Linked DNA regions of Homo sapiens: all the other regions are linked to region 7. A link is a loop called in an ENCODE intact Hi-C map of the cell type or tissue named here. Cell type or tissue: ascending aorta. All regions are shown on one strand.

Region 1 (4,000 bases), 1.3 Mb before region 7:
TTTTAGGTCATGTAAATATAGAGCAATTTAGGCAGAGAATAATTTCAATTATTGACCACAAGAATTGTTTGTTTGTTTGTTTTAAAGAAAGATTTTTTTCTTTTCTCTCAAAATGGTACTGTGACCATAAAGACATTTTCCTATAAATTCATAAAGAAAATAAAGATAGTTTGGTGCTTAACACTCGAGACACCTGGAGGTAAAATAAATAGTTGCCAAGGATTGTATTTACAATTATATTTTATATGAAGTAACACATGGTCTTATTAGCTTCAGTTTAATATAATTCTCCCTGCAAATGTCAGTGGAAGTGAAAAGAATCTTCCAAAGAAGCTGAACCGGAAGCCGATATGCTTACAAGCATGGGCGTTGGGTTGTGTTTTGATTTGGTAGGGAAAGTAATGGAAAACTCTGGGCTTCCTAGGTCCCTCTTCCTTGACGTATAGGCCACAGTGATTTGGCAAAAGCAGAACTGAAGCAGAACTTTCTGAATTTTTTCAGCGGTAGTATATGACCCCATTATACACACCAACTGTGTGGGCTGAGCACGTGTGAGCAATGGAAGTGAACAACCTAACACAAGATGAGACAAGGATGATTTAGTGAAGAGTCGCAACGCCTTGAGAACATAGCCATAAAGCAGGTTTATTTTCCCAATCATTGTTAACAAATATGCTCTGCTCATTAAGATCACATTTTTTTTTCAAGCTTGTTAGCTCATCTGATCATATAAATTTTCACTTGTTTTATGTCATTAGAGGAGTTCCTTTTTCCCGCTCCGGCGCCTCATTGTTGGAGCAGGGCCATCTCCACATGGGACTTCAGGGAGGGAGGCTGCCGCTCTCCCTGAACGCTGCGATCGCTGAGGCCTAGAGGCTGGGTATGAACACAAGTGTTCTTCCAGCTTCCTACTACCTGCTGTTTTTGAGTCTAAAATTATCAGAGATTGTTCATATTTATTCATTTATTTTTGAGATAGAGTCTCACTCTGTCGCCCAGGCTGGAGTGCAATGGCACAGTCTCGGCTCACTGCAACCTCTGCCTGCCGGGTTCAAGCAATTCTCCTGCCTCAGCCTCCTGAGCAGCTGGGATCACAGGCGTGCGCCACCATGCCCAGCTAATTTTTTGTATTTTTAGTCCAGACAGGGTTTCATGAGGCTGGTCAGGCTGGTCTCAAACTCCTGACCTCGTGATCTGCCCACCTCGGCCTCCCAAAGTGCTGGGATTACAGTCATGAGCCACTGCGCCTGGCCCTAATATTTATTATATGCATGACCCTGAAGTGGCCAGGAAAAGCTGAGATTGGGAGGTAAACCAGACAAATGAAACTATAACAGGGCCAGGATTAGAAATCTCCTCCCAAATTCCCACTTCATGGCTCAACTACTAACTAAAACCCTGGTGCTCCTCTGAGCAATAGGAAGTTAAGTAAATTTTCCAAAGCCATTAAGAAAGCTATGCTTGTTTAAACTCTCAGTGTAACCTGAAATAGTTTGAAACAACTGTTTAGAAAAAGTGGGGAATAAACGCTATAGAGGGAAAGTAGGAAATAATAACATAGATAAACAGGCAATAAACAAGAAAATGGCTTTTGTATCAAAGACAGACAGAAAACATTTTTTTCTTGATGGTTCACTTTCCACACATGGAAGTTAAGCTTAACAAAAGAAGAACTGTTTTCTGTCTTTCCCATCTTTATCTGTATCCCTCGGCACCAACAGTAGTACCTACCACACAACTGGCTCTCAATAAATAATTTGAATCAATGAATCAATTGATAATTTTGGCCAGATTTTTAAATAGATTATGGACAAAATTGATACGAGTAATAGTGATACAGCGGTAGTACCTGGCACATAATTGGCTCTCAATAAATAATTTGAATCAATCAACCAATTAATAATTTTAGCCAGATTTTAAAGAGGTTATGGACAAGTGATACAAGTAATAGGATCAACACAGGTTTTCAATACAATAATTAGATTATAGCACTGAACGTCTCTGTCAAATATTAAATGCTCTCATTTAGCTTCCAGATGTTCTTTTCATTCCTGCATTAGAATATTTATCAGACTGCTGTAGCCATTTGTTCACATGTCTGTCTGCCCCACTAGACCACCACGCCTGCCTTTCTCCTGCTTGTATGTGTCTGGCACATAGCGTTCAATAAATATTTGATGAGTGAAGGAACAAATAATAGGTACCTGGAGAGCAAACATTCCAGATGCGTTACTAATTGAGATGTCAGAAATCCTTCAACTTTTCGATGAAAAAACAACCGTAGGGTAATATGCTTCTCAAGGTTTCTCAGGCCCGATGAACGATTTTGGTTTATTTTTCCATTCCTCAAATGCAGTGGCGGGGAAAAACGCGTTTCTTCCGCTGAAGTTACAGAGATGAGCACATGATGGCGCTCGCGCTGCACCGTAAACCCAGAAGCAGCTGAGCAGTGTGGATCCCTGGGCTCCTCCACGTCCCTCCCTCTCCTCTTCTGCCCCCATTCTTCTGCTGTTTCCCCTCCGATCCTCCCTCCTACCCATCCATTCAAGCTCCATACATATTAACAGTTGCCAAGAAGCTGTCAGAACGGAACTGGGGTACTGTCCACCTGAAGCTGGTATTTTCTTTGTTCTGTGACAGGCCAAATTCTGTGTACTCCTTTTTTTTTTTTTTTTAGAAGAACATTTTGAATGCTGTTTAAATTGTGTATCTGTAGTTCAGGATAGTTATTTTTACTTTGCCCTTCATTGGCCCCTGCAAGTACCTATCCTTCCTAAGCAAAATAACCAAGAGAGCAAATGGTGTCCTAAGTCATTATAATCCCCTCAGCTAGGGAAATTGAAACCTAAGCCTTTGCCAACATATACAGAAGAAGTAGACAGTTACAGACGATTGCTACGTTCAGTGCAGATTGGAAAAGTTGGAGAACAAAAATAAGTTACATGATAATCACTTACCTGTTAAGAATTAAAAGTGAGTTTAGAAAGTAGATAACTAATGCAGTTTTAAAAAATGGAAAGAGTAGCCCGGCATGGTGGCTTGTGCCTGTAGTCCCAGCTGCTACAGAGTCTGAGCAGGGAGGATCACTTGAGCCCAGGAGGTCGAGGCTGCCGTGAGACATGATCACGCTACTGCACTTTAGCCTGGGTGGATGACAGAGAGACCCTATCTCAAAAAAAAAAAAAAAAAAGAAAGAAAGAAAGGGAATGGGGATAGAAGTTTTTAATTCAGTCTTTAAAGTGGGGTTTTCTTTTCTTTTTGATTGAGGCAAGCATTATATACGAGGGCTTGCTCCAAGGTTTATGTTTTGTTATAATTTACATTTAATAAAGTGTATTCATTTAAGGAAATAATCCAGTGAGTTTTGACAAATGTGTATACACTAATGTAAAACACTGCCACAATCAAGACGCATGACTTTTCCAATGCGTGAGAATGTTTCCTCATGATCTCTCAGGCCAGTCCCTGCCCTCACTGGTTTCTATTACCTGAGAACACTTCTACCTGACTTTGACCTTCATGTAAATGGACTCACACAGTATACATGCGTTTTTTGTGTCTGGCTTCTTTTGCCCAATATATTTTTGATGTTCATCCACACTGTAGAGTGCATTTGTACTTTATTCTTTTATTGCTGAATAGTGTTCAACTATATGAACATAATTTTTTATTCGTTTTCTTCGTAAATCCTTAAAATGTTTCCAGTTTTGACTACTATCACTAAAGCTTCCATAAACATTCTTATATATGTATTTGTGTGGATATATGCTTTCTTTTATTTAGGTGAATACCTAAGAGTGGAATTGCTGGGTCATAGGGAAGTTGTAGGTGTTTAATATTACAAGACACTGCCAACATTTTTCAAAGTGGTGGTGTTCCTTTCCTAGGAATTCCATAACAAAATACCAAAAACTGGGTGGATCAGAACAAGAGAAATTTATTCTCTGAGTTCAGGAGTCCAGGAGTCCAGTATCAAGGTGTTCTCAGAGCCACACTCCCT
Region 2 (4,000 bases), 780 kb before region 7:
TGTCCTATCTCTATGAAAGATGACTTTCACATTCTCCAGTTTGGGCTGGTCACTGATGAAGTCACTGCTGGAAATGGCTCAGCCGTGCTGGGCAGCAGAGGGGGCAGATGTCTTTCTGTTTTATTCTTCATTTTTAATGTGCCCCGTGGCAAGCCTTAGTTCCTTCTCTCTGTTGGTCTTGAACCTTTACCTTTATTCTTCGCTTACTCCCATTGTTTTTTTTTCCTGCTGTCACTTACGGTGGGCTCGGGGAACAATGTTGCAGGAACATAGAGCTTTTGAGGGAAATGTAAATCGCCGGCGACACTGAGTCCCGTCTGTTTTCTCATCGGAAAGCAGCATTTCAGAGAGCTGAACTGGCGACACTGCTTGGCGAAGACACGCCGAGTTCAGGAATATTCCCTGTTCCCAGGCCCTGGTTGTGTCGAAGTGGGACTTTCTGAAGAGGGGGCACTCTGGGAGAGACGGGAGCAAAGGGGCACTTTCAGAAGCAGATGCTCCTGGCTTCGGAAGGAAAGCTGCTCTAATCGGAGTTCAGCCGTCTAGCAGACAATCCACAGCTTTGGAGAGAGACAAACAAAAAAGAGTCTCTTAGTCTAGTGCATAAATGTAAGAGGCTTGTCTTAAGTGTGTGTGCAGGACTCTAGCAGGGCTAAAAATGTTATGCAGAGTTTAAAGTGAGGCATTGTTTAGGTTTTAATGAAGGCAACCAATTTTTAACAACAGAAGTTCTGTTGCTGAATCCCCCTCCCCTTCGCCCTCAACATTCAGTTCCTCTGCCCCTGCACCTGCTTTCATTTTTGGCTTCTTGGCACTGATGTTCACAGAGACATCAGCTGGCAGTGGCAAACCGCTAAAAGCTCCCCTGCAATGCAGCTCTGCAAATGCCAGCCATTTATCCACTGGTGCATGCCAGCTTAACGTAAGGTCTCCCTTTCTCCCTCCAGCCCCAGCCCCCTCGGCCCCCCAGTTTTACTTCCAAATGACAGTAAATGATCCAAAGTGAGCAGTGGTTTGGCCCTTTGAGTATCCATTAAGTGTGGCCACATCTATTTGCTGCATCTATTTGCTGTGATTATAATATTTTGATCCAAAGAGTGTTGCAGAAAATTTAGATGACAATACTATTTCTTCTGTTCAATAAAGAGCTATTGGCCCACAGGCTCATTTCTCTCTCCCCAGCAGATGGTGGGATAGTTTCTTGAGGTCTCTTTGACTTGAAATAGCCTTTTTGTTTTTGTTGCTTATTGAGAGCCAGTTGCCCCAAATTTATTGAATAAAGACATCCACTTTTCAGTTTAAGCTAAGCTCCAATAGATAAATACTGACTTGGAATTGGGGACTGATGGACAAGCTGGAAAGGCAAAGGGGCTGTTGGAAGTTAAGTATTCAGCACAAGGCTTTGCAGTTTCAAAAACGATGCTTTTAAGTTCTCCATTCACCACAACAATTCTGGCTGTATACTGAGAGAGTGTGAGAAATCTGTGAGAAATTCGACATATATTTATTTTTCTTGGAAATTAGAGAATATCTTCACAGTGTACACTCTGAAGGGCTTTTGTTTTGTTTTGTTGTGTTTTTAATGATCTAAACCATCTGGGGAGTTGATAAAGGATGTGATTTTTACAAGCTGAGTTAGCAAAGCCTATTGCTAAATCCCAAACCTTTATCCAGCCTACAGATAAAACCAGGGTGGGAGAGCTTCCCTTCCAGCTCTGAAACACTATGATCCCACGTATGCCAAATGTTTTAGTATCTGGGTGGTAAGAAAAATAGAGAACTGACTAAGGGAGCCTGGCCCAAGGATCCAGAAATGGACATTACTTTTTCTTCTTCTTTTTTTTTTTAAGATTGGTGGAGATCACAAATTTCCAGAAAATGTGTCTGAAAAATAAGCCAGCATCATATTTTATCTGGGGCCTTTATGGTCTTTTTTTATCCAGGGACAGGAATTAGCACTTGCCAGTATTTCTTAGTCATCTACTTCTCAAATCTGGAGTCCAAAACCTGTCTTATAATACTAGACACAGCAGGTTCCCACGTAGAATTACAGAAGTGCTTTAATTGTACCAGTCGTCTTGCAATAACCATGATCTTATACAAGAATGTCTGTGTACTTGGAGTTTATGACAAATGTCCAGTTAGGCTTCTCAGGGTTCACAGTCAGCATTTGGGCCAGCCATGTGAATGAGATAGAAAAATCAGGAAATTCATTCCCAGAAACAGACTGTACACTGCCAGTGTTATTATGTCATGTTTTTAGACTCAACCCTGTCTTTTATTTTTATTTTTTTGAGACACAGTCTTACTCTGTCACGCAGGCTGGAGTGCAGTGGCAAGATCTCAGCTCACTGCAACCTCCACCTCTGAGTTCAAGTGGTTTTCTTGCCTCAGCCTCCCAAGTAGCTGGGATTACAGGCACGAGCCACCACACCTGGCTAATTTTGATTTTGTCTTTTTGTGTGTTTGTTTGTTTTTACTAGAGACAGGGTTTCACCATGTTGGCCAGGCTGGTCTTGAACTCCTGATCTCAGCCTCGACCTCCCAAAGTGCTAGGTCGTGAGCCACTGTGCCCAACCCAACCCTGTCTTTTCTCTGAGTTCATTCTCCTCTTTTCTAGTTATCCACTGTAAGGTACACAAGACTGAACTGAAAGTTACTCCTTTCTATTTGAACACAAGCATGATGCAAGTTATAAGTTGCTCATGGTACCTAACTAGAAGTCTGACACTATTTCCAAGGCTTGTTCATCCATGAATTGCTATTCTCTATGAGACCTGTGTGTTAATAAATCAATATTTAATTAATAGCTATCACATGCTGCTTATATGTTTTTCAAACATAGGTAAATTGTGTCAGAAATGTCATTTTAATACTTCATCTGGCTGGGCGCGGTGGGTCACGTCTGTAATCCCAGTACTTTGGGAGGCCAAGGCGGGTGGATTGCTAGAGCTCAGGAGTTTGAGACCAGACTGGGCAGCATGGCAAGACCTTGTCTCTACCAAAAATGCAAAAAACTTAGCTAGTTATGGTGGCATGCACCTGTAGTCCCAGCTACTTGGGGGGCTGAGGCAGGAGAATGACTTGAGCCTGGGAGGTCAAGGCTGTAGTGAGCCAAGATCGTGCCACTGCACTCCAGCCTGGGTGACAGAGAGACCCTGTCTCAAGAAAAAAACAAAACAAAACAAAAACAACTTAATGTCTAAGATGCTTTTGAAATTAAGGATCCAGCTAAACATTCAGGGGTTTCCCCCTTCTGCTGGATGGAGCCATGTTACATTGAAGAAACCCAGGAAGCTAGAGCTGGAGCTAGAGCTGGGGGTAACTGTTACAAGCATTTCACAAGTAATGCGAAGTCTTCCAAGTAATGTGGAAGACTTTTGGTAATACTGCTGACTTTCACAGTTGTTTGCTTATTTCACAAAGCCAAAGAGCTATATTACCCTGTATTCCTCACTGTAGCTCTGATGTGTTTCCAATACTAGAAGAAGGAGTATAATAGGCGATGGGCCATAGCATAGCATATCAGAACTTCCACACCTAAAATGTCCTTCAAATGATTTTTCAAAGTCCTTTAGCCTCTCTGAAACTTGGGTTTCTCATCTGCAAAATGGGAATGAAATTATATTGACTCTTGCCAATTCACAGGCTTGTTGTAAGGAACAAATTAATCTTTATTAACTTTAGATCACTATACAAATGTTCATTATTATAACTATTATTTGTGTTACTGCTTTGTAAACCACACAAGGCTATATGATTGCCAGTTATAATAATTATTATTTACATTAGAATTGTGTTGGCAATGCCTTACCAAATCTGGCCTTCTTCCTCTTTTCCCTAATTCAGAGTGGCTCCATCCAAACAGTTGAATGAGCTTTGACACCACCCTCTCCCTCATTTCTCATATTTTATCTATCTTAACTTCTATTGATTTTGAACTTCTTCAAGCTGAAGGAATTTAGGGCAACACATTGTATTCAGATCTGATGTGTAGTGG
Region 3 (4,000 bases), 930 kb before region 7:
TTCTTTCTCTTTCTTTCTTTCTTTCTTTTCTCTTTCTTTCTTTCTTTTTCTTTCTTTTTTTTTTTTAAGACAGAATCTCATTCTGTCACCCAGGCTGGAGTGCAGTGGCAGAATCTTGGCTCACTGCAACCTCTGCCTCCCAGGTTCAAGGCTCTCGTGCCTCAGCCTCCTGAGTAGCTTAGGACTGCAGGTGTGCACCACCTTGCCTGGCTATTTTTTTTTTTTTTTTTGTATTTTTAGTAGAGACGGGGTTTTGCCATGTTGGCCAGGCTTGTCGTGAACTCCTGGCCTCAAGTGATCTGCCCACCTCGGCCTCCCAAACTTCTGGGATTACAGGCACGAGCCACTGCATCCAGTCTTGAATCCTTATTTCAAATAGTGTCTACTTTTCAGTTTTCTGATCAAAGTCATCAGTATTCAGAGCTTCGCTGGATTACTATGGTGCATATTTTTCCCCAGGAAATAAAATAATCAGTTACATTGTTCCATTCCCATAAGACCTTCTCTTGTTTATTGAGCAGGAATAGCAACATTGGATGTTTATTATGTACCAGGCATTCTGCTAAAGCATGTTATATATATATTATCTCAAGGCAACCTCAACCACCCAATGAGGTAGAGGTGTCCCATTATTCCCTTTTTACAAATGAGGAAATTGAGCATCACTGAGTTTAAGTGGTTTGCCTTAGTCACTCAGTTTATAAATGACAGAGGTAAGGTTTGAATCCAGAAGACCTGTCTGACGCCAAAGCTACAGTTTTAACTTAATGTTTGAAAAATTCAACTTTAAAAAGAGAATTCGTATTTTAAAAGAATTCATGAAATAAGAACATTCCTGAAAAGGTTGCATGCCAGGATATACTGTAATTCAACAATAATTACATTGTTAAACAAGGAAGAACTCATCATAAAAAGATTCTCTGTGGCTATGACAACAATTATGGATGCTTTAAGAAATCAGTAATTTCCTAAATTAAGATACAAAGTTTAAGATGCAGGGATAGTTCTTTAAACAAAAGTGGTTCACTTCTCAAAGATGAAGGATACATATATTTTGAGGCAGTGTATGGGGGGCTGGGGTGAGGAGACAGAAAGGGAAAGAGAGGAGTGAAATATTCTATCTAGGTAACCTTTAACAAAATTGCAAGTTTGTTTTCAAAGTTTATACGGTAAGAGGGTACGGTGGAAGAAAGACCTCATCGTTAAGGCAGAGAACATCCACAGAGCAAGATCTTGTCTCTGTAGGGCTATATTGCTTCCTTTCTAAAAAAAAGAAAGGTTTTCCTTCACAGTGCATTTACGTCAAAATTCTAAAACCTCTCACATGAGCCTATCACATCAACCTTGTCAAGTCTCACTTGTTGAAATGAGTGGGATTTGAAAACTTCTGAGTGTGCTATTACATTTTCCATTTATGTTCAGGGAATATGGCTGTGTGAAAAGGAGGCCAAGAGTTGTGGGGGTGGTGGATTTGAGGGAGAGACAACTCTAAATGAGTGAAACCAAATAGATTGATTGTTTCAGGTGGTGGAGGGTAGTCTCCAAGAAGGATTGGGCAAGGACTTTGAGAAGAAAATGCATTTTACTTTTTACATTTTTAACATTTATTGCCCTCACTAAACTACATGTTACATCAAATATCAGAGTTTAAATAAAAGAATCCAATGTTTCTTTGCTTCAAAACTGTAAACAATTTACAACTGATCTATTTATTCTCGATGAAATAACAATAGATACTTCTTTTTATTTTCTTCTTGTCTTTTTTAGAGCTCAAGAGACAAGGAAGCATCATGTAGAAATTTGATATTTCCATTAAGATTTCTCAGCTTCTGGAAAACAAATTTGATATTTGTGTCAGGTTGGAGAAAATGCAACCCTAAACCTAACCTTAATTATATTTTAACCCTAACCCAAATTCTGTGTAATAGAGGGTACTAGGCAAGGGAATGACCAGATGTTTTTTAGAGAGGGCAGAAGTTGTTTACTGATGTTAGAAAATTCACGTAACTTGGGCAGGAGAGGTGGCTCACGCCTGTAGTCCCAGCACTTTGGGAGGCTGAGGCTGGCGGATCACCTGAAGCCGAGAGTTCGAGAAAATTCATGTAACTATCCACTTCTAAAATTCTTAGCATTTGTATTGCTATCATTATAAGTGAACATCTTTCAGGTTTACCAAAAAGCTTAGCCATTTTTTAATCAAAATTTAATTTGGTGAAGATGTTTTTTAAATAAGTAAACAAATTTCTGATTGATAGAGATCAAATGTTTTCCCCTAGTAGCCAGTAGAGGGAGCTGTTGGCATTTGATTTGGCATTATAACTCGACCTGGAAGTTCCCTTAATTAATTCAATGTTTGAAATCAAACCACAGTTTAAATGTAATGATATTAATATGCAAGAATAGACGTGTAAACGTGGAGATTTTCCATTCCCATTAAACTTTCTACACAACCACAGATTTCTGGTTCTTCTGTGGGCCCCTTTTAGAGAGCTTATGTTATAGAAATGTTGGCTGCTGTAAATTAAAGCTGCTCAGAATTGAGTTCATGTACCTAGGCAATGATTCAACATTTCTGAGACTGATTGCAAGTCAAGAAAGAAAGCAGCTTCTTCCTCCAGCTCATAAAAAAAGAAAGCAAAAAAAGATGTTTGACCTAGAATTATACTTGAAGTTTTCAAAAGAAAAATTGTATGTATTAGGTTGATAATAAGTTTGATTATCTCTAATCCAGGAGGAAGAATCCTCTGTAGTTAATGTTCTGGGTATATTTGATGCCGTCCTTGTGGTGAAATATAGCATATTGATTTTTCTTATATTCCCTTCACCCCAAGTTCATTTCCACAGCTATAGTTTAAAAAGCAGTTATTCACAGCCTAGTGTTTAAAATATACTTCTCCTTTTTGTAATAGGTTTAAGCTAAAATGGATTATAAGTAATAATTTCCAAGCACTTCACCAAGTATTATCTTTATCTCAATAAACCTTAATATATAATGTACACATAAACTGCAGTTGTAACTATCTGCAGATAACCTAGCAGACAGCCGGGGAAAGGATTACTCTGATAGTAGTACTTCTCAACCAGCCTCGGAATTCAGTTGTAAACCCCCTAGGTAAGAGAAAGTTTGAAGAGAGAGTTGGAAATAATCATTCTGATTCACTTAAATGTTTCCCCTCCCTAATGTAAACATAAAAATAAACTATTGCATATTTAAATATATGATATTAAAGACATGAAATCTTACCAAACTTGAAATAGAAAATTACTCTAAAAGATAAAGAAAGCAGTGTTCTGTTTTGATACGGATTAACAGATGAACATTAAGCTCTCTACCCGATCGTCACCGATAGATTTAAGATTACTCCTTAAGGCTACACTGAAAGCATACTAGAAATAATAGGGTTAATTGTGTTCTGAGTACATAAAGAAGTGCCACTTTCTGGGGACAGTATGCCACATTGCAATTGGCAAACTAAATGCTAAACCAAAATCACTTCCCCTGTTCACAAAACATGTGGAGCTTCTTGGAAAGAAAAAAAAGGTGTTTTTTAACTGAGTGGGGACAGTGTTCTGTGCTATTTCCAGGAAGTGTGTATTTTCTCAAATCACTTATGCTTTTTAATCTGTTGGACCTGGTCTATGTTTTGTGTTGATTTCTGGGCCTTCCAATCAAAATTAATTTTGCTATTCTTTCTGAGAGAACTTTTTAGAACGAAAAATGAACCTCTCATACAGTTGAAAGACAAGGACCAAAAGTGCTGTATTATACTTCTTGAATGGTTGAAATCTAGTTGGAACAAAACCCCCCAGCACTATTAAAAATATAATTTTAGGTGAAATTTCATTCCATATGAAGCATTAATTTTAATAGAGACTTATATATAAGCTCTCATTTGAATAATAATGTAAAATTAAATTTAAATTGTAAATAACGTCCAGATACTAGTTGTTTCCTGGCTCAAATTCTTTAGCACATATGGTGCTAGCATAAGCTTGTGCC
Region 4 (4,000 bases), 910 kb before region 7:
AGTAAGACCCGCAGGGAGGATGTGAAGGCTGCTTAGTGGGAAGCCTGTTTAGAATATGGGGAAGTAAAAAATGAAATGGGTCTTGAAGGATTCCGAGTCTAATCAGGCTGTGGATATTCCTAACCTTCTTAAAATCTAAAAATAAAAAAAAAAGATAAAATTGCAATTATTTTTAATCCCCAAAGAAGATCATAGATCCCATCTTGAAATTCTGTTACATAAAAGACAGGTAGTTCTAAACATAGACATTTTTAAACTACCCATCAGAAACTGGGTGAGAAGCAGTGCATTGGAGTGAAAGTACAGGCAAGTGCTCATGATTAGAAATTAGCACTAGGCAGTTCATGAGGGAGCTAAGGTGAACCACATTCACAATTTTGGTTAAGAAAGCCTAAAATGCTAACTATCACTATCTGAATGATGTTTAGCATTGTTGGCTCTTCTCTTCTGTGTCTTTCATTTTTGTTTCTAAACATAATTGAATTCTTTTTCTCTTCACTTAATATTAGAATGAACTATGTGACATTTACAGTTTGGCATTTTTGACTTACAAAAATATAATTTATATAGTTCGGCCTAACAATTCTGATAATCTAATTTCTTGTGATTGTTAGAGTCAAGTATTACTTTTATTTTGTTTGTTTTGTTTCTTTTCCTCTGCTTCCACATTTAGTCATCCTTCATATTTTAATGCCTGTTGACATTTTGGAAAAGTGAGTATTTGGTTAAATGAAAAGAAACCATTTAAAACCTGTGTTTAATGTGCACTCTAAATTAGATCATTTTCCCTTCAATTCTATTCAGAGGGCCTCTGTATAGAGCTCAGTTTTCCAGATCATTTGGCTACTGCACATATTAGGGCCAGGATGTCATTTTGATGGCCTCAAGGCCTCTACTTCTCTTCAAGTTTTGAAAAAAGGGCAACTTGATTTTAAAAATAATCCATGTAAAATAATTAGGGTCAGAGAGACAAATGTGTTCATAAGCTCTATTCCAGAAAGTGATCCTTTCATAAACTCAGTTCTCCCGAGGGTGGGGAAGGGAGTTTCCATAAAGTATTGTCCATATGCTTCCTAACGTGTGGGAAAGGGAAAGAATGGCTCTTTCCTCCTCTGTTCTCTAGGAGGGGTCATGCATTCTGGAAAATAATGCAGAGTGGTACAGGCTGAAGCGGAGCGGAGAGGACACTGTTTCAAGATTCCTGCGCCAGCTCCTTCGTTGTTATAGAAGTTGGACTAAATAAAAGGGTAAGGACTATCTGAATGAGAATCTAAAATAGCCAATGCTATGAGAGTTTATTCTAGTGAGAGATTTTCAGCGTGTTCTCCAGATTTTAGGGGAAGAAGACATGAATGGAGAAATTAAAGACCAGATGTATTTTATCTCCTCTGTTGCAATTGGACAGCAGAAAAAGCGGAGCCCAACACACATCATCAGTTTAGGAATAGCAATCAAAAGGAGTTTTAAAAATTTTTATATAACATGGCACAAGTAATGTGTTCATAAAAATCCCAGTTCTATTTTACTTCCCTGGCATATAACAGCTTTAATTTATATTAGTTTAAAAAGTCATGTTGGCATAACTCCTGAATATGAGTTTTGCTTAAAAAAATTTCCATAGCATCACTAGGAACTAAAAATATTAATCTTCATATATCTCAAAATAATAATAACGCACCTTTATACTATTCTTTATAATTACTAAAACTAGAAAAAAATAATATTTATTTTGAAACCAATAGGTGGTGCTATAAATTTCCATATTTTAATTCAAAGCAATATGTTCATTTTACTTTCCATTCCTCAGCGGCATTAGAAATATTCCTAATTATCACAGTATGATTTTTTATGGCAAAAAAAATCCTGCAGTTAGCCACTGCGATCTGTCTCTTTTCCAACAGAAAACTGACTATAACTCAGAGTGAAAGATAAAGGGAATCTACACAATTTTTGACAGAAAAGTAAATTTATGGAAACAGATCCATATATCATTCTTTGTGGTCTCTGTTTTTTTCCCGTAGTTCTTCAACTAATAGGAATGCTATGGAAGAACATAATTTAAATGTTTAATTTAATATTTCATTGTATGAACTCTCCCTAGGGGCTAGATTTATATAAAAAGCCATAACCACAGTAGTGATAGATCACAATTCTGTATTATGGACTCCCAGAATCATGGATCACAGCTTAGAGAACCTTAGAGATCAGGCAGCTGCAGATGAGACAACTGACAAAATAAAAGCCGAAAGTGCTAGAAATAGGCACTTGATATTTGTCATCATGGGAACCAACATGTTTCTGGTATAAGAGCAGTTCTGAACATTGGAAGACACTGACAAATGAAAATCCAAATTCTATTGCATCTTTCAAGTGTAAATAGTATTTTCACACTGACATGTTTCCTTAATGTATATACCCTGAAGATATACATCTAAATCCTTTCCTTCTGTTAGAAAAGCTATGGAAATCTTTCACAACTTCTCTCTCTCTTTCTCTGTGTGTGTGTGTATGCATGTGAGTGCACACATGTTATAAAACTGGTATGTTGAAGAAACATAAGAAGTTCAATGAGATCTTGTAAAAATGCCAAAAAGGACTATGGCAGCTGCAACTAGCTGCAATATCAACCCTATCATTCCTCAAACATCTGGGTGATTTCCACCTCTCTTCTTCCAGATGTTTTGGTATCTTGTGGAGATAGCCTTAAACACTTGTCAGTATTGAATGAGCAGCCTCGTTTCTTATTGGGAGATGTGTTTGTAGAAGACATTATAATTTGCAAACGATTACACTGTGTGCAGCAGACAGTTTCCTCCTTCCCACCGGGAGACCTTTCTGTGCTGGCTAGTTATTTCCTGCTTCCCCAAGGCTTGCTTTTTTCTGCCCTTCAGGGATCAGCTGCCTCCTCCTGGCTTAGCTGGTAGAGATTGGACTGAACCAACTGTTAAATAGTCATTTTTATATTCAAAAAATATTTTGTAATATTGAAGATACAAAAAAGAGGAAAGCATGTCTTAAGAGTAGAAGTAAGAGTCCCTTAGGAGACATTAATAGAAATGTGGGAAAAGGAGTTGAGATCTTATTCTATGCTATGCTGCAGAAAATTCAACTGGAGCATTATGTTCAAGACTGAGCACCGCATTTCAAAATGGGTTTTGACAAATCAGGGCACAACTGAATGGAAGTAGCAAGAATGATGAAGAGACATGATATGCCATATGAAAAATGGTTTAAGGAACTGCAGACTTTTAGTTTGAATAAGAGAATATTGGTGAGGTTTAGTAGGGTTGGATATGATAACTGTCTCCCAGTAATTGACAAGCTGTCATATGGAAAAGACATTAAAGATATTAGATGTAATTTTAGCATACTTATCAAGGATTAATAGAAAGAAGTTGCCATTTGGCATCTGATTTCACTGTCAAGATATTAGCATGAGATGTAAATAGCTTTCTTTCACTATTATAAAGTGAAATACAACACAAAATGAATCCAGCTATAAATTGAAGTGAAATAGACTTAAATAAGCATGGCGTGTTTGGGCACAATAGCAAAAATAAACTTCTTAAAAATTGATCTATTCAGTAAATATTTATTGTACACCTATAATGTACCAGGTATTTTTCTAGGCAGAGGAAATAAAGCAGTGGACAAAATAAAGTTTTTGCTCTTACAGAGCTTTCACTTGTAGCTGAGGGGTATGGAGTCAATAAATAGAGGAACAAAAATATGCAATATATCAGGAGGTGCTAAGTGCTATAAAGAGAAAAGGATAAAGAGGTGGAGTGCTATTTTGGATAGAGAAATTGATCAACACTACCTGTACATTTGAGGCAGAGGCTGATGAGAGCAGATCACAGAAAATGTTCCAGTAGAGACTGGTTAATCAATTTGGGAGGGATAAAGTATTGGCACATATTTCTTTCTGTGCTTATCTACCCCACTAGCTTATACGTTTATTTTGAGCATGGGTAAAATGGGATGAGGAATACATATTTCT
Region 5 (4,000 bases), 340 kb before region 7:
ACCCATCTCGGCCTCTCAAAGTGTTAAGAGTTACAGGTGTGAGCCACCACATCCCACCCAGTGCCATTTTTTTCCTTCATTGGAAGGGTGACTTTTCCTTCCTAATTCCTGTTCTAAACCCCTCAGTCCTTCTTGGCATGAAATACCTACTGTTGTTTGGCCAGGGAAAGTCATAAAGAGTATAAACAACAATTTGCTTTCCAAATACTTTATACTCATAGATATCCCATCAATTACAGTTCTTTATACCAAGCAATGGGTCACTTTCTTTTCTGCACACAGTGCACTGTTCTTTCCCAAAAGGGACATGGCACGTAACTGGCACAATTGACTCATGACCTTTTTAAATATTTTGTTTTGTTGCTGTTTTCCTCCTGGAGGAACTCACCCCTAAAGCAACATTATAGCTCTGACTTAGAAGTTTGAATTAGGGAATTTAAAATGTCATTTTATAAACGCACCTAGGGTCAATTCAGTCTTAAAAAAAATAGACACTAACATTAAGACTAAATAAAGGGTAAGATGGGATGGCAAGCTGACATCTCAGGGTGTGAACGCTTTCAACCAGCTTCACAGAGTCTTGTTTTGTTTTGTTTTTTATTTTGCTATCTCCATCTATGTTCATTTGTGTGGAATATTTAAACAGTAATACATTTCCTAAACTTTTGTTAATACAAAGGAATTTCTAACTCCTATCCAAAACCATTACAACAGTAACTAAGATTGTATTATGTCAATGAATGTGTTAGCTACAAATTATTAATTTTTTCTAGGCATAAATAATGGACATAAATTTGGAGAAATCCTATCAGAAAAGAAAACAGAAATTTAATAAAGGGAATATGCCACCTTCCATTTAATATAGGACATTTGCCAAAACAAGATAAGCATGCTAACCAGAATTTCAACACTTTCTAGGTGTTAGAAATGTTCACCTTTATTGCTAATATGTAAGTCCTCCTCTTTCACCTCCTAAGCTCATGCCAAGGCTGAGAGCTACACTGCAGTGATTGGGGAGCTACTATCCTGGCCTTGAAAGATAATCACCCTCTGCACAGCTAAGCATTTGGCAAAGCCATGGATTCAGGAGCACCGAAGAGCTCTGAAATAGTAATATTTTAATTATTGCTTTTTTAAACATATGCTTAAATTGCATTTTCCAGCTAAGAAGCAGTTTCAACTATCATTCATATCTCACTCACAAAAGAAGGTTCTCAGGCCAACTTGGCAGCTTTGAGCAATTCGGCTGATCTGGAAATCTTTCAGCTCCCCAGTTAGAATCCTTCATGTTCAAATCCAGGTGTCAAAACTTTTACTGAGTGACAGAACTACTGCTTAACGGCCACTCTCACCTGCTACTGTCACTGAGATATAACTACCACTATGTTTAGAGCTACCTCAGGAAGAGGATTGTCAAGCCATATGTTGCAAAGTCACTGCTACATGTCTCTTAGCTGTTTCAGTCAGTACAACTGTGAGATTTCTCACCCAGCAGCAGCTTTGAGTCCATTAGATAGATCAGTTAAACCAGGGATTTAGCTCAGGACTAACAGCACATTAGGCCAATCCATATACCTAGAGTGACCGCACACTCACTTTGCTGGGATAGCCCTGGTCTATGCGTATTGTCAAAATACAATTATCAATACTGCCCACTTCCACTGTCAAAGTTGTACCAGTTTGGATAACTATAATATATGGTCACTTGGACAATACCTATTAAAGACCAAGAGACCAGGTTGAGATATATCTTAATGCAAACACCCACACTAATAGGCTTCATAGCTCACCTCACCTCCCTCCTGGCAGTTGCCAGAAATTCCACTGTTAAATCTTCAAGCCATAGCGTATTGTACTTTAGTACTTATCAAAGTGTCTGACACGAAGTATTTATCCATTTTGTGAAATGGAAAATGTCAAATCACAAGGCATATTGCTCATTCATACAATCAAAAGAGTATTTATTGTATCTCTACTGTTTGCAGGCATTGCGCTAGGAGCTGGGGATCTACAATGAAGCAGGTATAATTACTGTCCTGAAGGAGATAACAGGCTCATGGGATAGTCTGATTTAAAATACAGTTTTAGTGAGATCAGTGGTATAAATCTCATGTACTGTAGGAGTATACAGAAGGGCCAACTCATCCAGCCTTGAGAAATCTAGGGAGACTTCTTGGAAAACGGGGACATACAACTAAAGGAGAGGAAATAAGATAGAGCCAGGTTCTTTTCTACATTTTATGTGCAAAGGCACATTAAGAGACCTGAAAGTCTTCAGCATGGCTGGAGTGAGGACAGAAGTAGTGAGGGATGAGGCTGGCAGCAGGAGGCAGAGGAGCACAGGGAAGGCCATATATGCCACATTAAGAAGATAGACTTTATCCTGGGGTCATAGAGAGCCAGAACAAGGTTTTACATAGAAAAGCGACTTGATCAGATTTGATCTTACAGTGGTATCTCTGGCTGCCATCTTATGACTATAGGTAGTATGTTTGCTCTTAGGCAAAGAAGAGGACATCACTTTTGTGTTTTATTTGAATGCTCTGAATCTCTATGGAGAACATTCTCCTTCATCAAGTCAACCATAACTCAATAGTGAGACATTCTGGAGCTCCAGGGCTTATTTTTCTGGTGCCTTTGGCCAAACCACACTAGGCTGACTTGTACCTCAATTTTCTAGTCTGTAAAATATGGACTGTTGTATTCATCTTTCACATGGGGTGATGTGAGGAAACGCTAATGAGAAGCAGCCAACTTAGAAAACAAGTATTACAGAAATGCTTAATAAGTCCAAATAGCCAAGAAAGATGAAATGTGTGTGTTCAAGTGTTCAAGTGTGCAGTAGAAGTGTTTCAACTATAGATTTAATGATGTGGAGGCTCATTTTCACTAGGGCTGTCTGTACCAGCTTAAATCTGAGCCTGGGGTGGCAGCCCTGCTCACCAATTAAGAGCAGGTGACAATCTGAAACCATCCTGCTTAAGATATTTCAAGAGACCAAACATTTAGTTTTAAAAGAGTTACCAATAATAATAGCCATCATTTATTGAGAGCTGGCTATGTGCAACATGCTGCTCTAAGTATTTTGCAAGCATTCACTCATTAGTTCTTTACAACAGAAAGTTATAATTCTTCCCCATTGTATTTTTTGTCTGAATACTTGAGTTTGAAGAAATTAAGTCTGCCCATCCAGAAAGCAACAGAGCTTGAATTATAACCCAGGCTTGTAAAAGTCCAGGTTTATTCTCATAACCTCTGCACTGCTCTGCTAAAAACTATTAAAAGGCCTCTGGCACTGCCATCTTCTTGCTGGTGTGTTCCCACTCCTACCCATCCCCATGGCTCATATCATCACTGGCATGTGAAGTTGCTGTTTCTAGAATGTGAGTCAGTCAAGATAGACAAGTTAATTTATTTTAGTGGATATGTGTCAGTGACACTATTTTTAAAAAGTACATCATGACAACTTGCACATAACACAAAATCTCTTCATTGGGCTGAACCAATATGACCCTGAAAGGGAGTGAGTGATCTGTCCCACTGTACATGTTCCCTCAAGAGTGCCCCTCAGCAATTGGTGGTTCACATCTGCATATTCAACAATGTAAGAAAAATTTAGCTACTTTTCTGAGAAATGGATCAAACAGTGGAGAACAGAAATATTACTTAGATAAGTCCCTTTGGGGCATAGATTGGTAAATCCTATCATTTCTTCTTGCCATATCACATACCAAAGAAAATTGATTGTGATGATTGTATTACCAAACAGTACTTTTTACATCAAGAGCACACCAACATTTAAAACTGAGCCCCATGCAAGTTCTACAACTATACTTCAGGAATTTCACAGATATGATTTAAATTCATTTTTAAATAGATTTCTTAAGGTATTTTAAGGCTTATTCTAATTAATTTTATCTAATTTATATATTTAATTATAAATAAATTAATAATTATTAATGTATTTAATTATGACTTATTTTTAAGACAATTCTAAAAC
Region 6 (4,000 bases), 650 kb before region 7:
TATGATCACTATCCTTCAGCCAATACTGGGACAGGACTAAGTTGTCTTTGAAGCCTTCTTATCCCCCAGACCCCTTTCCTCTCTTCTAGTCTCTCATTCTAACCCCTAGCTATCAATGTCTCTTTTGAGGAGTTCATCCTATAGAAAGGATTCTTATACTCATTAGATTGTTAACTGTCCCTTGCTAAAGTGGTAACTGAAACATGCAGTATGGTATTGATGAGAAAAGTTGTAGATTTGAACCCAACTTTGCCTCTTATTGGAAACTTACTAAGCTCTGTTCCCTAAATTTCTCATTTATAAAATAAAGTTCATGATAGGACCTTGTAAGTGTATTATAATTAAATATTAACATCAATTTAATGCTCATAATTTAGCCAACTTAAGTTTGGATCACAGCTCCACCTTGGGCTCATAACTTAGACTGTCTGAGTATCAGTTTATCTTCAGCAGAATGGAGATAACAGTATCTATTTTTTAGTAATGTTGTTTTGATGACATAAGATAGCAGTGTAAAATGCCTTGATCATAGCTAACTCTGAAGGAATGTTAACTTCTTTGCCCATCCCTGTTAATTACAGGTTTTTCCAAAATAATGCAGTAGGGCGTATGCCTTTCGGAAACTATATTGCCTTTTAGAGGGCAATTTCAATGGACAACAACTTTTAGACCCAAGGAATTTACTGTAATGGTTGAATAGCAGGCAATGAAGACTAAATTTTGGGATAGAGAGCTATGCTCCTATAATCACAATCTACAAGTAGATATTTCTCTAATGCTAAAATGTTGCCTTACTTTCCACATATTTCCAGAAGCCCTGATCTCTACATTTCTGAATCTAAAAAGATCCATGATTCATCATGTCTAGAAATGGCTGGTCAAATATTCCTCACTCATCACAGACTACTGTAACTCTTTAAAAGGAATATTAACAATGATGGCTCCTCCCTCTCTCTTCCAATTGTGACCATTTCCACCTCATACTGCAGCACTTTCATACTACATTGTAATTAGTATTTGATCTATCTGTGCTACCTGTCTACTTTGAGGTCTTTGCCAGTCTATTCACCCTTGTGTCTCTAGCACCAATCACAGTTTCCAGCATAAAATATGTATTCTATTAATATTTATTAAATGAATAATACATCTGATGAGCACTAAACTTGGTTAAGCACAATGCTTGATTTAATCACACAATAATATTTTGAAATAGGTATTATTATCCTTCCTAATTTAGAGACCACAGCACTAAGTCTCAGAGGACTGCTGCCTTTGCAAGTTGATCTGTCACAGGTGGCAAAGATGGGATTTTAAGTCAGGTTTGTTTGGCTCAGTGATGTGCTAATAAAGGTTTAACAACCAGCTTTCCAGGAATCAAAAGCCCTTCTTTGTAGCATGTGCCAATAACTATGGTGTAAATTTTAAGCTACCAAGGTAACATCGGTGGGTTTGCAACATTCCTGAAATTTAACATTTGGCTACAAACTGACTTCATAATACCACTGGTTAGACTGCAAATGTGGGCTATTTCCAGCTTAGCCAACGCTGGTAGTCAGGTTCCTGTCTTAGTGACTTAGGATCCTAGCAATTGCTGCAGCACAGTCATCCACTATAACCTTTGACTGCTGATAATCTCTGTATTCCAGACTGTTTTGCAGCTGGTCACATGACTGACAAGTCCATTCATCAGGAATGTTCTTCCTTCACCCGAGGCCAGCCATCCACTTCAGCTTTTAGACATGAATTAAGCAGAACAGAGGTTTTTAAAGTAAATGCTTTAAGATATGCTAGTCTTCTGATTTCCCCCAACCCTAAAAAATAATTGGACAAAAGCAATACCCTGTTGGGTTGAGAATTTATAAGGGAGGGCTTCTTTGAGATGTACAGTTGTTTTGAGACTGAAATGGCAGTCGATAAGTTGTGTTCGTGTTGAAATAACAATGTAATTATGTGAAGCTGCTTATCTTTAGTATCTTCAGGCAGAAAAAATGTTTAGAAAACCTCACTGAGTCCCCAAAGTTTTCCAGGGATTGTCTGAGACGCCTTGGAATGCTAGCAGAATCCACACAGGCTGATTAGAGGGGAAGCTTTCAGCACTCTTAAAAACTCTCACGTTATTTTCTCCCTTGGGAAGCTGCTGAAGAACATGTTGTATTGGGAGTGCAAAGCCGCTAGGTCAATGGAATCATTTCTTTGTGACTTGGGGATTTCTCAGAGCCAGCAATGTTATCCAAGCTTCATCCCTGTGACTGAGGAGAATTGCATCAGCTGCTCACGGGATACCAGATCTCAGTACGACATCTATTTAAGCAATGCCCTGCATGGCAGATGTCAGAGTGCAGTTACTGGATGCACGTGTGACTGAGTACAGTGAAGCCTGGTTTATTCTCTTGGGCTTACTAGCAAGTTTCAAAAAATATTTGGAAAAAAAGTTGTGTTACAGTAATATGACTGTCAGGAAGAAAATTAGAATTATCTTTGTGTCCTATGTGTATAAAAGTTAGTTGTATGTGGTTCTTTGTGCATATTTGTAAAAATGCATGTGACATAGATGCAAAAAAGATAGGCAGTAGTGAACAGGTGTCTTCAGCTTAATGTCAAGCAACAATTTTTGTCCCAGCTCTGCTTCTATCTAACTCTGTGTCTTGAAATCACCACTTAGTGTTTCTTGTCCTTAATTATCTTGAATAGAAACACAGGGGTTTGAAATCTATGGAGTCATTTCCTTCTTTTTTAAAAATTCCTAGGTTACAGGAAATGAAATTAAGCAACAATCTTATTTCAAAAGCATCTTGAACAAGAAAACTTTCAAAAGAAATAAATGAATGATATTCAAATAATAGTATTTTTTAGAAAAAGTATTAATTTAGGATTTAAGAAAAACTCTGGTGATTTTTTTCCTTTTGGCCAAGGCTATATCCACATACATCTGGATAAAAGTGAAAAAGAAAATATGCCAATCACCCAGATGGTTCTAAGTGTTTGATATCTGTCATCATGCAGGCCAAACACCTGGGTGATTGTGTTCATTTTCACCCTTCAGCCAGATGTTTTGAAACCACGGAGGTATGTCTTACATAAAAAAAAATTAAGCAGAATGGGGTGCAGTAAGAGGTAGAAAAAGAAGAAAATCAGCAATTTTTGAGCACCTACTCCCTGTCAGACACTTTCTTTCGTATTTTAATCCTCATAAGAACTCCATGAGGCATTATCTCCAACTTATAGATAAGGAAACTGAGGCTTGGAAATCTAAATTATTTGCCAATGTCACATATCTAAGAAGTAGTAAAGCTAGGATTTGAATTCTGTATTATAGAAAAAAATATTAGAAATAAATGCAATTAAGTTACAGGTAATGAAATTAGAGCTGAGAAAGAGTGCCTGCGTAAATAACACATACATGTAGATATTGAAACAGACGTAACTACTGCTACTGTTATTCATCTTAAGAACTTTTTACTCCAAGTCTATAACAAATGCCCATAGAAGGAGTAAGCAAAACCAGCCTAGAAGAACTGGCCCACTGTTGGACAGGTCTCTTGGTTGTGCCATGTATTTCTTTGGCTCCAACCACGTAGTAAAATTGAACACAATTGTCTCATTAATTGTTTTACCTCCCTTAAGTTAGGAATCTTGGATGATTTTGTAAAACTACCTAGTTTATTATACAAGTGTATGTAGAATAGCGTGCAAATATATGTGTGATGATTTACTAGGAAGAAGATTCTGAATATTTGATTTTATAACTCATTGTAAATAACCTGGGGGGTAAACTTCCCTGTATACAGCAGAAGGCAAGTTGGCCCATCCCAAGGTTCTCAACAATGGCTTTATCTTTGGGGAAATAATGAATCAGACTATTCCTCCATTATATGCCAAGAAACATAAGTTCCTGAGCCCACATGGAAAGGGAACTGAAAGCACCCTTTGCACGACTCTGCTTATATGGTAATACTGCTGACTCACATCCAGGGCAAAAATGCCCTGCTCTTACCCAGAC
Region 7 (4,000 bases):
AATGATCGTGGTGCCAACTGCACTCAAGGAACACCTCAAACCTTCTTTTCTCACCTCCCATCCTACGCTGATGGCCCTATACTGTTCACACATTGTTTCCTGATTTAATTTCTGTACTTGCTTTAGAACTTATTCAGCTATCTCCAGCCCTTTCTGTCTATCCTAGATGACAACTTCTCCTAGAAAGAGTTTCTGTCTGATGAACTCAAACTTAAGAAGCCTCCCTTGCAAAGACTGTGACTGAATTTTAGAAGGTATCTCAGGCATTTTGGGTGGTGAGCATGTTGTCCTGTCCTTCTCACCATTTTTCAAATCAAGTGGCTTGTGTCTCATTGCTTTACAGATAAAGAAACTGAGGCACAGATTCCTTCCTATGCAGGCCTTTGAAAAGCAGCTACTATGTTTACATAGATTCCAAGGGACTTGACTTACTAAAAGGCATACATGGATCTGAGAGCAGAGTGTGCCACAGACCCCGGGTCTCTTGATTTGAGGTCCCATTTGCCCACAGTTCTGACGGAAGTATATAGCTAACAATAAACTACTGTTGAGTGAGCATCAACTGTGCACCAGACCACGTACCATGCCAGATATGTTACATAAGTCATCTTTGCAGCAACGCTAAAGAGCATCATTAACCCCAATAAAATTTTAAAAATAAAATCATAAAAGGAACACATGCGTAAATCCAGATACTTCAAATAATAGAAAACAGCATAAAATGAAAGTAAAAGTCTCCTACCCTGCTCCGTCTCCTGGAATTACACTGATTTTTTCATTTTTTTTTGGTGATGTATTTGTATATATAATAGATGTTATCATTATTTTATGAGTGTGGAGTTGGGAGGCTCACCACCAAGATAACAAACCATGGCTACCTGTCTCCGGGCTCAGCACTTCCCGGTACTCTACATTAGCTAAGATGAACGTGGAAATAAAGAAGTGAGCGAGGCCACAGGTAAAAAGAAGAGTCGGGTCAGAATTGACATCACCGCTTCTTTTGCACTGTTCCTCCTGCCCCTGCCTGGCTCCTGAGACCACAGGCTCCCTCAGTGTATGTAATCTGATGATCTTCTATGGTGGCTGCATTTCTTCCAGGCCTTGGTGCAATTGGACAAGCAAGTGTTTCCATGCTCTGTCACCCGGGCCCTCAGTGCTGTTTCTACGCTGTACTAGGTCTGGTCCTGAGGCAAGCCTCTAAGCTTTAGATTTCACTGCTTATCTCTCAGCGTTGTTGAGAGGCTCCAATAACAGACAGGGAAAGGACTGTGTAAACTTGGAATCTCTCTATGTAAACATACAGCTGCTTTTCAAAGGCCTGCATAGGAAGGACCCTGTAGCCTTTCCCTCTGGAACAGAGGAGTTTCAGGAGTCTTTGTGAAAGAGTACGTTTTTGACATCTGAGGGTTTGCATTGTGTCCGTTTGTGTCTATAGGGGCAGGGTTAGGAGTATGTCTTAAAGTAGAAGAGGATGCTCATTTATTACTGAATCTTTGGAATCAGGAGACTTTGGCAAGGGTCAAGTGGATTTCTTTCTGCTGGAGGGCACACAGAGGCAAGCTGGTGGGGTTACAAGGAGGCAGTTATCCTGCTTGGGGTGCACCATGGGTTGGTGAGAATGGCAGAGGTATGGTGAAGGTGCTGCAGCCTGTCCCTTTGGGTAGGTAGCTACTACCAAAGGCTGTCCTTAGACTGTAGGGGCAGACAGAGGGTGGTGAGGGATAGGTCCAGGCCGCGTGAGCTTCCCAGACATGTTATTTAATTTGTGATTGTTTTTGTGCGTGGAAAGGGGAGGGATATTAGAGGATAGATGTGACAGTTCTTCTGGGAAGCTGGTCCTGTTCTATAGGGTTCTTCATTCAGGAAGAATAGCCAAAAACATCCTGAGTTCAGAGGCCTGCAAGTGAGAACAAATGGTGGACCACTGCTAGGGTGTCCTTGGCAGAGCGGGGGAGCTCCTGGAGAGGGGTCTCTGAACTGCTGCATCCCTGCACCCTGAGAATCTGAGCATGAGGAGGAAGCAGAAAATGGCTTTAAGGCGAATGAAGGGGGCTGGGGAGTGGGCTGGTTCCAATGAGAGAAACTGAAAGGAGGGAAGTCAGATTTTTCTTGACGGCCCAGTCTGGCTTCATTCTTCAATACCTGTCAGGACAAAGGCTGCTGCGCCCCCTGGTGTCCGACTGGCCGCCGATGCCTGCGAGCTGACGTGGAGACCCGCAGGCGGTGAGACCCGGGGACCAGCTGGAGGAGTCCACGGGTCAGATGCCTTTTCTTCCATTTGCTAAGGGAGTTGAAGTTGAAATAGCCGTTGCTTTGTCCGTTCTAGAGTCCAAATAGAGACTCTAGTGGAGAGCGAGAGGGGTTTTGTCTTTTTTTTTTTTTTTTTTTGCATGCAATTGAGGCTGACAGGACAATGCCTGTTTAGAAGTAGCCTGGTGCAGTGGAAAGTACGCTCATCTGAAAGAAAAGACCTGCATTTTAGGTGGAGAGCTGATCTGGGGCAAATCACTTAAAATGTTCCAACCTCCCCTTCCTTCTCTAAAAACCAAAGGGGTTACAGTAAGATGTCTGTAAGGTGTTGTCTGAACTCTAATGTTGATTGGGATTGATTAAATCACTAATACACCGCACCCTATTTTCTCAGAGCCTTGCAAATTTGACATTATTTTTTCAATCTACAGGCAGGTGCAAATGTTATGTTTCAGCATCATGAGTTCCCTAATTGTGAGCAAAGATTTTAGTGTCTCCTTTCCTTTTAAAAATAAAAAAATAGCTCTTTTGAGCACAGAACCTCCCTCACCACCACCTTTTGTGGAGCCTCCTGCAAGAAAGCTGCAGAGTGAACAGGGCTTCAGTCTCTGCTCTGTTTCTTTTAAAAATAAAGTACTAAAGTATTGTGCTGGAAATTCTGCTACTAAGTGTTACATGTGGTAGGTGTGAATATATGCTTCAATAGTTCCAGGCACAAGACCAAAATCTTCCCCAGAATTAGCAGAGTTTTCAGCTATAATCTGGCTAACATTTTTCTACAAATAGGTACAAAGACCAATTTGAGAGTACGGTCTCTCTAAGGGGCTACATGGTTGGGTTTCCATTGAAATTTAGGGCCATCCCTTGTACAGTCAGGTGAATTTTTAAGTGGGATCAGCCCTGGGGAATAATTATGTAGTCGCTGAGGGTTTTTCTCTCCTAAAATCTCCAAATCTAGTTTCTGAGGTGAGCAGTCAGTTATACCTCATGGCAATTTTTTCCTTCAGCATTGCATTTAAATGGTTATCTCTATGTAATGGGTACTCTGTGTGTGTGTGTGTGTGTGTGTGTGTGTGTGTGTGTAGAAATGGATTGTCCCGTGAAGGATCACTTGAACAGCAACCTTAGCTTTACAGATGTGAAGGGAGTGTGTAGCCCTTGTCCTGTTGTGAACACTGTCACTATTCCTTGTGCGGCAGGGGAGGAGCAGGTCTCTCTAAATGAGAGAAGCGAACCAGAGGAAGAACAGCAGCACAAATGAGATGACCTATAGCAACCGACCCCTGCTTCAGGGATGGGGAGATGCTGTGTGTGTGTGAGCATGTTTGGGTTGGAGTAAGCACAGTGACTTGGAACACTGCACCCCTCCCCAAAGGGAAAAGCTGTGTTACAGGCTGAACTGTGCCACTCCAAAATCACCCTTGATACCTCAGAATGTGACTGTATTTGGAGATAGGGCCTTTAAGGGGGTACTTAAGTTATTATGAAGTGGGCCCTAATCCAGTATGACTGGTGGAGTCCCTGTAAGAAGTGATTAGGACACAGACATGTATAGAGGGAAGACCATATGAAGACGGAGTAGGTAGCCATCTACAAAGAAAGAGGCCTCGGAAGAAACCAACCCTGCTGACAACTTGATCTCAGACTTGAGCCCCTAGAATTGTGAGAAAATAAATTTCTGCTGTTTAAGCCACCCAATCTGCAGTATTTTGTAATGGCAAGCGCAGCAAACCAATACAACAAGATGATA

Evidence for each region. Peaks named below come from ENCODE experiments on the same cell type or tissue, not always from the same donor. Only the 100,000 strongest peaks of a DNase experiment are listed, where the experiment ranks them.
Region 1: a loop joins it to region 7, with 3 times the contacts of the local background. A loop is called at or near these places in 10 of 110 quality-filtered maps.
Region 2: a loop joins it to region 7, with 3 times the contacts of the local background. A loop is called at or near these places in 12 of 110 quality-filtered maps.
Region 3: it touches region 7 in a loop (7-fold over the local background); 82 of 110 quality-filtered maps call a loop at or near these places.
Region 4: a loop joins it to region 7, with 3 times the contacts of the local background. A loop is called at or near these places in 46 of 110 quality-filtered maps.
Region 5: it touches region 7 in a loop (3-fold over the local background); 6 of 110 quality-filtered maps call a loop at or near these places.
Region 6: a loop joins it to region 7, with 2.0 times the contacts of the local background. A loop is called at or near these places in 5 of 110 quality-filtered maps.

What each region holds. Positions count from the first base shown.
Region 1 is chr9:13,031,967-13,035,966 of GRCh38, forward strand. It overlaps the pseudogene LOC100130801. Among named protein-coding and RNA genes, the nearest start is that of SNORD137, 61 kb to the left of the region's middle. In ascending aorta, a CTCF peak has its summit at 2,413 (motif pointing right); a DNase peak (open chromatin) is centred at 2,415; H3K4me3 peaks cover 955 bases.
Region 2 is chr9:13,568,583-13,572,582 of GRCh38, forward strand. No RefSeq gene overlaps it. Among named protein-coding and RNA genes, the nearest start is that of LINC01235, 140 kb to the left of the region's middle. In ascending aorta, no CTCF peak of the experiment used is centred here; DNase peaks (open chromatin) are centred at 66 and 2,195; H3K4me3 peaks cover 1,165 bases; H3K27ac peaks cover 2,986 bases.
Region 3 is chr9:13,425,433-13,429,432 of GRCh38, forward strand. The region is part of intron 1 of LINC01235 (long intergenic non-protein coding RNA 1235); the gene reads right to left. Among named protein-coding and RNA genes, the nearest start is that of LINC01235, 3.9 kb to the right of the region's middle. In ascending aorta, a CTCF peak has its summit at 2,281 (motif pointing right); no DNase peak of the experiment used is centred here.
Region 4 is chr9:13,445,347-13,449,346 of GRCh38, forward strand. LOC105375977 (a long non-coding RNA gene) reads left to right here. Exons shown (of 4, transcript XR_929484.3): 3 at 1,124-1,247. Among named protein-coding and RNA genes, the nearest start is that of LINC01235, 16 kb to the left of the region's middle. In ascending aorta, CTCF peaks have their summits at 1,749 (motif pointing right) and 1,948; no DNase peak of the experiment used is centred here; H3K4me3 peaks cover 79 bases.
Region 5 is chr9:14,011,000-14,014,999 of GRCh38, forward strand. The region is part of intron 2 of LOC101929507 (a long non-coding RNA gene); the gene reads right to left. Among named protein-coding and RNA genes, the nearest start is that of LINC00583, 85 kb to the left of the region's middle. In ascending aorta, no CTCF peak of the experiment used is centred here; no DNase peak of the experiment used is centred here.
Region 6 is chr9:13,703,934-13,707,933 of GRCh38, forward strand. No RefSeq gene overlaps it. Among named protein-coding and RNA genes, the nearest start is that of LINC00583, 220 kb to the right of the region's middle. In ascending aorta, no CTCF peak of the experiment used is centred here; a DNase peak (open chromatin) is centred at 2,258; H3K27ac peaks cover 1,307 bases.
Region 7 is chr9:14,351,485-14,355,484 of GRCh38, forward strand. The region is part of intron 1 of NFIB-AS1 (NFIB antisense RNA 1); the gene reads left to right. It also overlaps a transcript of NFIB not described here. Among named protein-coding and RNA genes, the nearest start is that of NFIB-AS1, 36 kb to the left of the region's middle. In ascending aorta, a CTCF peak has its summit at 2,185 (motif pointing left); a DNase peak (open chromatin) is centred at 2,167; H3K4me3 peaks cover 2,751 bases; H3K27ac peaks cover 3,844 bases.